2 separate regions of the Mus musculus genome follow, and region 1 is linked to region 2. Evidence: chromatin loops called from intact Hi-C (ENCODE). Cell type or tissue: left cerebral cortex. All regions are shown on one strand. Links, peaks and the distances in the headings refer to the core of each region. The heading gives the core; the rest is flanking DNA.

Evidence for each region. A loop is a pair of places that touch in the nucleus more often than their neighbours do. Peaks named below come from ENCODE experiments on the same cell type or tissue, not always from the same donor. Only the 100,000 strongest peaks of a DNase experiment are listed, where the experiment ranks them.
Region 1: it touches region 2 in a loop (3-fold over the local background); 4 of 42 quality-filtered maps call a loop at or near these places.

Annotation. Positions count from the first base shown.
Region 1 is chr7:49,751,857-49,757,231 of GRCm38, reverse strand. It overlaps Gm32962 (a long non-coding RNA gene), which reads right to left and starts at 4,377. Exons shown (of 2, transcript XR_391460.2): 1 at 4,110-4,377; 2 at 1,071-1,581. In left cerebral cortex, for the core only: CTCF peaks have their summits at 2,302 (motif pointing right) and 3,969 (motif pointing left); DNase peaks (open chromatin) are centred at 2,294 and 3,966.
Region 2 is chr7:49,500,211-49,505,585 of GRCm38, reverse strand. All of the region lies in intron 11 of Nav2 (neuron navigator 2), which reads right to left. Among named protein-coding and RNA genes, the nearest start is that of Gm32694, 57 kb to the left of the region's middle. In left cerebral cortex, for the core only: a CTCF peak has its summit at 2,076 (motif pointing left); no DNase peak of the experiment used is centred there; H3K27ac peaks cover 320 bases.

The DNA of each region.
Region 1 (5,375 bases), core at 135-5,134, 250 kb before region 2:
GCTCACAACCATCTGTAATGGGATATGATGACCTCTCCTGGTATGCATGAAAACAGCAATACATTAAATAAATAAATAAATAAATAAATAAATAAATAAATAAATCTTTAAAAAATATATATATTCCAGTATGGTGGCACAGGCTTTTAGTCCCAGCACACAGAAGACAGAGGCAGGAGATCTCTGTAAGTTTAAGGCCAGGCTGGTCTTCAGAGCAAGCTCCAAGACAACCAGACTTCCATAAAGAAAACTGGTCTCCAACAAAAACCATGTAGGGCTGTCAAGAGGGTTCCTCACGCATATATTTAAAAGTGTGCCTTAGACCCATGTTTGTCCAATTTGAGTTCATTTTCGTGGCCCTGGAGCTGCGTCCTGTGACATGTGGGTCAGACAGCCCTGAATGTTTCTTTCTGAGTAGCTGCTCTATGGTGGTGCTCTCTCCTCCTGCCATCCTGGACTGTTCCCTGGTAGCCATGGCAACCAGGACACAGCAACACAGTGGTAGCCAGGTCGAGGGTAAAGATAAGATTAATGACGATATGAATGCTCCCCAACAGATGTCTTAAAAGCCATAGGACCTCTCTTCCCTTCCCTGAACACAGCTACAAAAGACCTTAAGATTCTAGAGCACATGTAGAGTAAAAGGTTGGTCTCAAGAGGGACTCCATGACTTAACTTCATGACGTCACCTCCCGTGATAGGGGCATCACCCACACTCCTGCAATTAGCCCTAAACCCCTGCCCCAATAAACTCACTAGTCTCGCCATGTTGGACTTTAGCAAAATCATACCTGCCTGTCTTTTATGTCCCTTGGGAGTAAATAGAAAGGAGAAATGAATACCATGGTTGTTTCCCACTGATCCAGGAGGCTAGGTTAGCCCACATCCTGCTTGTAAACAGGTTAGGTTTGCTTCCAGTTATTTTTCCTGTTATAAACAAGGATTTGAACATTTCACAGCAGTCTCGCTGTGGATGTGTTCACATCGCTCTCCCAGGGCGGGTGCACCATTTCAGACGTCACCCACTTGGTATCATCATTCATCTTTAGAGGCCAAGCAACTCCCCATTATCCTTTCAGTCAGAGCTCTATATTGTGGCACATGCAGAGGCCCATTTTGAGTCTGCCTTTCCCAGGATCACTTTCAAGCTGACCATGTGACTAAGACCTCACCCAGGCGATGATCCATAGCCTCTCTAACGTTGGTTTTCCCATCCGTGGATGAATGAGGACAATGACCTAAGCCGCAGAGCTGGATCAACTGGATCATCATGAGAGCGGTCCATACAGCATCCACTCTGGTGTTCATCAGAATCAGAGAACGGCCAGTAGCAATGATCTCGTCACACTTGGATGCTGAAGCACACAGCGGGAGTGGGGTGGGGGTGGGGGTGGGGGTTCTGTTCTGGCTACTCCAGGGCATCTCTTTAGGAAAATAATGACAGATGAACATTAAAAAACAAAGCTGCCTGGGCTTGCCCTTGACTGACTAGCTCAAGATCAGTAAGCGTTTGTTGTTATGCGTCTTCTGTTTCCAACATGTTTGTGTGTCTCTCTGTGTAGGCTATGTGTCCTTGGATGCCTGAAAGAAGACAAAAGAGGGCATTAGATTTCACAGAGCTGGAGTTACAGGCGGTTGTGAGCTGTCTGGTATGCTCTGCTTCGAGGTTATCCTGTATTCTTTACCACTGAGCCATCTCTCCAGCCCAGGACCAGCTGCTTTTAAAGATGCTGAAAAGAGTTTGCTACTCAGTTAAAGAAGGATTTCACTATGAGAGGGGAATGCATTGGGATCTATTTCCTCATAGTAGCCAGAAAGGAACAGCCTTCTACTTAAGGAAGCGCATGGTAACTGGAAGAAAACTGGGATTCAAGTCTTCCACTTAAAAAAAAAAAAGTAAAAAACATGCAACAATACACAGTCCTGTTTAGAACTTTATATATTACTGATTTAACACTTGTAGCTTTTGAAGAGGATCAAGAAAACAGAAGGAGAGAGAGAGGGGACAGAGAGAGATCTTTTTAGAAACACAGTAGACAAAATTCGTTTTACAGGTTGTACAGGAAGAAAGGAGCAGAAGGAAATTTAGACAAATGAGGAAAAGACCAGGGAAAAATGGCTACAGGAGCCATCACAGCTCTGACATGACACTGAATAGCTGGCGTTCAGACAGGAAACGCCAGTTCTCCAGGGCATGCTCTGTGTGTAAGCTCCCATGCACCTGTCTGTACCCAGGAAACACATTCAGACAGTCCAGCCTCAGCTGCTCTGAAGTAATTGCAGATATCAAGCACCAGAGGGCGCCAGAGAAGGCCGAAATGCTCGCTCATTCGGATACCCAGGTGGTCCAAAATGCCTTCTAATTATTTATAAGAAAACTTAGAGTTGGTTCTCTGGGTTGTTAACGTATGGGACAATTATGCGTGTGAATTTAGTGTCTAATATACTTTCAGTGTGAGCCGGGTATTTCATAAGTAAATAAGCAGTGTGGGAGGGTTCAGAAAGCAAAGGGATGGCCTCTAACGCATGTGTGCAGTCACTCAGCTGCTTTCCGTGTGCCTGGTGGTATGTTAAACGCCAAGGACAGAAAGACAGGCGGAATCACATTTTCTGTTGAACCCATGTGTAACAGAGATTTTAAACTTAGTGCTACTTTGCTAATTTTTTTTTTTTAAATCTGGAATTCTTACACCCTCATCTATTGGACTCTTTAGAAGAAGTATGTGATGGTTGAGTCAGGCAAGCACAGGAGGTTTAGGCTCGGACTCTATTTGGTTCGGGTTTTGCAGCCCACCCCCTTCTTGTAATAGTGCACTGGTAGGTTATGCCCCGACCCATAGGCTTTATGTATACATCCCATTCAAATAAGTCACCTAGCAACCACAGGACTCCCTCACGCCCTCACCTACAAATAGGAGGTGTGTGTGTGGCGGGGGGGGGGGGGGGTTCTCACCTATGAACAACATACACATTTATTGACCTCTAGTACCAAGATTGAAACAGTTTCTGTTCAAATGTATTCCCAGTTCATCCTATAAAGAGTGGAAGGTTCAATCCAGCATAAACTAGCTTTGGATGCATGCACAATAAGTCAACTGTGTCCTTTAGTTGCCTTTTAGAGAGAATCTCTACTGACCACCTTTTTTTTTTCTCTAAGATTCATATGTACACTGTAGCTATCTTCAGACATACCAGAAGAGGGAGTCAGATCTCATTACAGGTGGTTGTGAGCCATCATGTGGTTGCTGGGATTTGAACTCAGGGCCTTCGGAAGAGTGCTCTTAACCTCTGAGCCATCTCTATTGACCATCTTATGCCTATGTGTAATTGGGGGTGCTTACGATTAAAATCAGATGCCTTATTAGGAAGAACATGCGCAGTAGAGGAAATGATTATATAACCTATCAATCAAAATAGGAAGCCACCCAAACCATGAGCCTTAGGGACCAGCACCTCCTCCCCGTGAAGCCAAAGCAACAGTTGGGGCTCCTGAGTATATTCTCACACTTGGCCCTCTATCAATTTCGACAGTTGTATCCCTTTCTGATCTTTACCCAAAATGAAAATATCTCCCTGCTTTTGCAAGTCTCTGTGAGCCCTTCTTTTCAGTTGTGGATAAAAAAAGCCAAGAACATGACAACACCCAGGCTGGACTCTGAGCACAGGTGACAGTCAACACAGAGGCCTTGGAGGGGGACAGCTGGGCACCAGTTTCACTTGTGCTAGTTTCTTTCACCCTCCTTATGTCCTGGGTTCCTCAATCTGTGACTAGTTCTTCCCGCGCGGATGTTGTGAAGATTGAATGGATAATCCACGGAGAGTGCTTGAAATTATATCATAGTTAAGAGCCCAGGCTGTATTCAGTACTGCCTAGGCCTAGAATCCAGCTGCCAAGATTCACTACAGAGCGGGAAGGGGAGTCATACCTATCTGACCCAATTTACAGACAAGAAGATGGAATTCTGCCACCTGCTGGCTGAGTTAGCGCAGTGAAGTTCTTTTAACTTCCAAAGCCTATAAAAGGGAATGAATCCTCCATGCTGCAGCGAATATTAACTGAGGTAATGTACATGAAGCTCCCTGAAGTCAGCACACATGCCCGTGCTCACCTCTCCAAGATGTGGTATGGCTTAGTTGCTTTTGCACTGTGGTCGCCATAATTCCTGACAGAAGCAACCTGCTCCTGGCGGCTGAGGGTTTCAGTCCCCGGAAGGTTCAAAGGTGCAGCTCGGATCATGATAACTGGAGTGGGCAGCAAAGCAGCAGACCAGAGTGCTGCTGGGCTACAACTTTCAAAGGCCAGTCCCTAGTGATCTCATCCAGCCAGATGGGTCACACCTTCCGGAAGTCCCACAGCTTCCCAATACGGTTCCAGCGGCTGTGCTCGGGAATGCGTGCTCGGCGCACGCACGAGGCTGTGAGGGACATTTCAGAGTCGAACTAACTTTCACTGGAGCAAACTATAGCCTGGAGAAAAGCTAGTTCCACGTTTTACGATCACGTTTCTCATCGAATGAAATCAATAATAAACTGCCAAGTCTATGCCAGCAGCACTCGAGGGGGAGCAGGGTTCAGAGTTTATCTCCAAGAGACATGGAAACACCTATAAATCCCCCCCTAGAGTTGGCTTGTCCTTTCCATTGAGGATTATCTGGGGGTTGTGAGGTAGACAGCCAAGAGGAAGGGCTGTGCAATGGCCCTTGAGGTTAAGAGTCCTTGTAAACGCTGAGATAAGATCGTTTTCCTAGAGAAGGTGGCGGAGGGCTAGAGGATGGGCATCCACAGCTCACTGTGAGCAGAAGCTTCTGTGGTTGGGGTGTGCCTCTCACCAGGAAGATAGGACCGGATCTGCTTAGGCCACTACTGTGTTGCCACCACCACACTGGTGCCTGGCACTTAGTAAATGTATCAACGAATCCTTCACAGCATAGAGAACGCACACATCCTTGCAGTCAAAACAACACTTTTGGAGACAGAAAGATCAGAAGTCAAGGTCATCCTTGATTATATAATATAGCAAGTTTGAGAGTTTGTCTCCAGAAAACAAACAAACAAGCAAACAAACAAAAGTAATTTGATTAATGAAAATTGAGTTTAGAACCAGTTGGCCAACTAGAAGTCTAGTAAAGAAAGCTCAAGTTTCTTGCTCTTTGGTTTTATGTAAATCTATTTGTTTGACTTTGGAAGAAGAATCTTTTTTTTTTTTTAATCTTTTTGCCCTTTTCACTGTAATGAATCAGGGCTGGGGCTATATGTATCTCAGTGGTAAATTACCAGCTTGGCACATGTGAAACCCTGTGTTCCATGCCTAGAATTGCAAAATCAAACAAATAATAAATAAATAAATAAATAAATAAATAAATAAATAAATAAAT
Region 2 (5,375 bases), core at 170-5,169:
GTGTGCTAGCCTGGCCCAGAGCAAGAGCCCAAGCAAGAGGAAGTGCTGGGATAGGGTTGCAGCCTGCAAAGCCACCAGAAGCCCATACAGCCTTAGAAGCACTTGGTACTCAGGTTGAGAAGTGGAGATGAGACCAGGGAGGTGGCAGGGCCAGGTTGGGAGGTGACAGAGGGTGACAAGGAACCCCAAAGGCTTTTTAATAGATCAGACCTTCATTGGAGGGTCACAGCGCTGGGGTAACCTCTGAAGAACAGGGCTGGCATCCAGCACAGCGACTGACACAAAGGACAGCCAAGGAACAACAGCAGAGGTGCCATGTGCCAGTTCCCTGCAGGGACTTCAACCCCAGCACAGGAAGCTGACCTTGGGTATAAGCAGAGAGGCCACACCATTAGCATGACTGCTGCTTGTTCAGGGAGGCCTCCCTCCCAGATTCCTGTAGGGGACACTGAAGGCAGGTCAGCCCACAGGAGCTCCCCAGCTGGCCAACTCCCCCCCCCCCCCCCCGCCCCCCACCCTTTTATTCCAGACCCTTAAGACTTCAGCTCTCTGGAGGCTTCCTGGGGGCCTTTGTTTAAAATGAGAAGCCAACTACATTTAATTGCTTCAGCCAGACACTATGCCTCCCTCCCCAATCCCTTCCAAGGCAGCTCCGTCCTCAGCTTGTCTTGAAACATAATCAGCGCCTGTTCGGAGGCCCTCCGCAAATTATGGTTCTGATCTTTTGCTCCAAAAAGTACTGGAATTATAGCTTGGCATGGAGAGAAGTTCAAGTCTACAGGGTCACAAACTCTTTCATGTTCCGTTTCAAGACCTCTGCTGGGGATTTTAGCAGGTTTGCACCTCTGATGTTGCCTGGGGGGAGTCAGAGCAGACCTCCCGCCAGGCTGTGTGCCTCAGCTTTTGCTAGTTACCCACCGGGGGTCCTAGGCCTTCTAGTTTCTACTTCCACCCTCTACCAGACTTTGACCAGGGCAGAAGTAGCAGACTAGCAAGAGCTGAGCTCACCAATGAAAAGGACACTGTGGCCACATGGCTGGGTCTAGGGTTGACAGGGCCCATTTTATAACCTGGTGTTTTGAGGCAGTCACTTCAGCTTCTGATCCCCCCAGTTCTCATCTGTGAAATCAGCTTTCTAGCTCATTGCCTAATGGCACCGGTTGCCAGGCTTTCTAATCTATCACTGAACGGCACTGGCTGTCAGGCTTTCTAATCCATCACCCAATGGCAGTGGCTGCTGGTTTCTAATCCATTATTATCATATGACACTGGCTGAATTAGAGAGAGGGAGAGAGAGAGACAGAGAGAGAGAGAGAAAGAGAGAGAGAGCAGGGAAAGAGAGAGAGAGCACAGGGGAAAAGAGAGAGAGAGAGCACGGGAAGGAGAGAGGGAGGGGGAAAGGACATGACTGCTTCTAGGTATGGTGGAGGAGAAAGTTTATGATAGATATGTGGGAGAGCATAGTCAAAAGCAGACACATCTGGAAAGTCTATGGTCCTGACCCTGAACCATGTGAGGAGTGTGGGGAGGGGCACGGGGGAGAGAGGAGAGAAGAGAACAGGGTGTAGCAACCAGGAAGACAAAGCTATAAAAAGGGTGGATAAGCAAAATGTCTGGATTATATAGGGAAGAGCCTCTGGGGGAAGGGTAGCCCAGCCCCTTGGCTAGAGAGTTCAGGGTAGAGGGCAGGGTATGCCAGCCACACCCTGTAACAGGTAGGGACTGACTGAGGGACACTGAGAGAACCTGGAGACCAGGCATCCTAGCCACTGGTCCAGGGTTTGAAACTTGACACTGGCCAGCAGGCATTCTAATCTATCATAGAATGGCATTGGCTAACTATTAAGGATGGAGGGAACTCCTTAACCTTGAACAGCAGGGCATCTCATCGCCTTTGAGGTTACCAGGTGAGAAAAACCGGCAGCCGACACACTTGGACTCAGGACAGCTAACTCTCTTGACCTCTACCGTGCAGCGGCTAAGAACACCGGCTGCTCTTCCAAAGGTCGTGAGTTTAATTCCCAGCAAGCATATGATGGCTCACAACCATCTATACTAGGATCTGATGCCCTCTTCTGGCATGCAGGTCTACATACACATAGAGCACTCATATATAAAATAAATAAATCTTAAAATGGACATACATACGTAGGCCCTCAGCCTCCTCCTCCTCCTGCTGCCATGACTGCTGCTTGTACCAGTCATGCCTCCCCACTATGATGGACTCTTATTCCTCTGAAACCACAAGTGTGAATAAACTCCTCCTATAAGATGCTTCTGGTCATTGTTTTATCACAGCAACTAATACATGCTCAGTCATCATTCGTCCGTCTAGTCATCCTTCCTGGTTTAAGTAAACGGAGCATGCTCTCTGAACTGGGCACTGTTCTAGAAGAGAAGGTTGGCCCAGAAGCAGAATTGACCTGGTTTTGTTTTACTGATGCTCACACTGGTAAGCACACTGAGGTAAGATAGCGTGCATGAAAACAAGGGGTACGGCCTGGCACTGTGGGACTGTAATGTTAGTACTTGGGGGGCTGAGGCAGGAGAATGTTGTGTTCAAGCTTGAGCCACTCAGAAGACCTTGTTGTAGGTCCACCCTTTTTGTAGCTTTGTCTTCCTAGCTGCTACACCCTGTTCTCTTATCTCCTCTCGGCCTTGCTGTTCCCCACTCTCCTCACATGGTTCAGGGTCAGGACCATAGACTCTCCAGATGTGTCTGTTTTTGACCATACTCTCCCACATACCTAAGATAAGCAGTTTATAAACAGTTCATAGCTGAGGGCTGAGGTTGGTGAAGAGGTCAGCCACTCTGAGGTGAGCTGGAAGAAGAGGATAAGAAAGAGGCGTGGGAAGCCCACTCTAGACAGGGAGGATGGCAGTGCATTAGTTCTGCAGGGCATGGTGGGTGAGCAAGGTCAAGGGGGCCAGAGGAAGGCATGGCTCTTCCCAGGAGAATGTGGATGAAGTGAGGCCGGAGAGGTGCCAAAAGCAAGAACACACAGATTTGAAGGCTACAGAGTAGGTCTGTCTTTTGTTCGATGTGCAGCAGGAAGCCACCACTGTGAAGCTTTAGGAAGGCTCCGGAGCCCTGAGGTGTGTGAAGAAAGTTATAGTGGTAGTTGGCTGTCTGAAGGTCACAGCAAAAGCTCAGAGGAGAGACACTCGTGTCCTAGGTTGCTGGAGCCTGGGGGCAAGGTCGAAGGATTTATAGATCTCTAGGGAGACCATGACAAGACTTGTCAAATCCAGTAACCTCACTGATGGTCTTATTAATATTGGTGCAATGATTAGACACTCAGGCAGCATCTGTTAGCATGAGGCGAACAAGGCTCTGTGCAAAGCCAAGACAGCCAACAAACAGGTTACAGGCAGCGTGCAGTTTCCTCTCATGGGAAAGGAGCTTGTACCCAGCTTGCCTTTCGGCAGCCAAAGTTGACATCCTAAGGCACACAAATGCCCCCAGAGCAATGTGTCAGTTGTGGGGACCCTGGATGGATAAAAGGTCCTGTAGGCTTAGGTTCTGGGTAGAAACCAAGGAAAAACCAAAAGATAAAGGTATCCCAGGACAGAAAGGATCTGAGTTTATCAGGGTTCCCTGGATAGAGAAAACCAGGAAGTTGTTCCTCACTGCTTGGGAGAGGAGGGAAAGAGAAGGAAGAAGGAAAGAGGGAGAGGGAAGGAGAGAATGAGCCATCGAATATAAGTTCTAGGTCTGTGAGCACCCAAAGGGCTTCTTGCACCCACGTTTTAAAAGGGAATACGAGACCCAATGGATGTATCTGTACCCCATCAAAGTCCACACAACAGATGTCTCCTCAAACGACAACACCTTTCTACATGCTCTCAAGGGCTTCAACTACTGTCTGGGTGTGCGTGAGCCATGTCCAGAGAACTTAAATAAATAAAAGGAAATGTTTCTTCCTAAGTGTTATTTTGCCACTGAAGAAACTGAAGAGCTGTGACTCCCTCTGCCCTCATCTCCAGGCAAGTTGTGTGGAGCTCTGAGAGCAGGTACCTGCTATCTGCAAGTGGGGGATGGAGTCCACTGAGCCACGCTATCCTTCATTTCCCTCAGCCCCTACTTACTGGCCTCCACACAATCCCAGAGCTCACCCCAAGCCACTCTGTGTCACTGAGCACTAGGGATGAATGGGATAAATCAAAGTGAGGACCAGTCTTCTCTTCCTGAGATTGCCGAGTCTCAAAGCAACTACAAGGGTCCACACCAGATGGTAGAGAGGTCGGCTTGTGTGATCGGCCTGGTGCCGACAGGGTGCTGGCTGTTTATATAGGATGTAACTATTCTGAAGGAGATGCTGCATTGGTGGCTAAAAGCATCCCTAAGTTACCCTTTGTGCGGGATACAACATTCTTCTTTCAGCCACTGCAGAGCCCAGCCTGAGCTGCACCAGCCTTGCCCTTCTTGAAATGCCCAAGGAGAAAGTGGTACCCAGCAGGAGGTTGGCCGGAGTCCAGGGCTGGTGACACTTGAAAGCTAAGGAGATGACAAGTATGTCCTGGGCTCCCCCTTGAGGAAGGGCTAGAGTCCTAGGGGCTTGTATCCTAGCCTCATCCTCCCTTTTAGACAGACCCTCTACGTAGGTCAGGCTAGCCCCGAATTCACGATCATCCTGTTCAGCCCCCAAGGACTTGGATGGTAGGCAGATGCCACCAGGCCTTGCTCTTCCTTGGGTGCTGTTCACAGGGACCCTGGTATACCAAGTGGTGTATGCAACATATGAAGCTTTACAGTGTAAGGGAAGTGCCATACGTCCTAGTCAAGGCTGACCACCCTCGGGTCTATGGGTAAGTAGCGTCACTCCAAACGACTAAAAGATAAACCTAAAACTCATGGCTTATCTTACCAGCTATTTGGGATTTTTGTCTTGATGAAAATAAGACTCTTAGTCCCACAAGCTCCATCTCTTAGTTCTTCCTGAAACAAAAGCTGCTATAAGGTTTGACAGTGTGATAATGATGATGATGATAATGATGCCAAAGTTTCAGAAATGTCCAAAGACCACTGCTGTAGGCATAGTTCTGCCCTTCCCTTGAAGGACCTCACTCTTGTGGTTCAACCACAGACAGGCCTTCTTGTGTACCCGGCCCCAGCAACAACAGCTTCCTGCTGCTTCTCGAAGTCCCTCAAAGCTGCTGCTGCTGCAGGCACAGGGTGGCAGAGGTCAGCAAGGTAGCTACCCAATGGCTCATGTCTACACTCATCCAGAAACTCAGTGGAGAACCTGGCTCCTAACTGAAGCATCGTCACAGGGTAACACATGTGGTCATGACTATCAGCAAGGATGGGTTGGTGGAGTCCCCCTCTGTGGGATGAGCCCTTTCCAGAAATCACGTGTCAACTCAACTTCAAG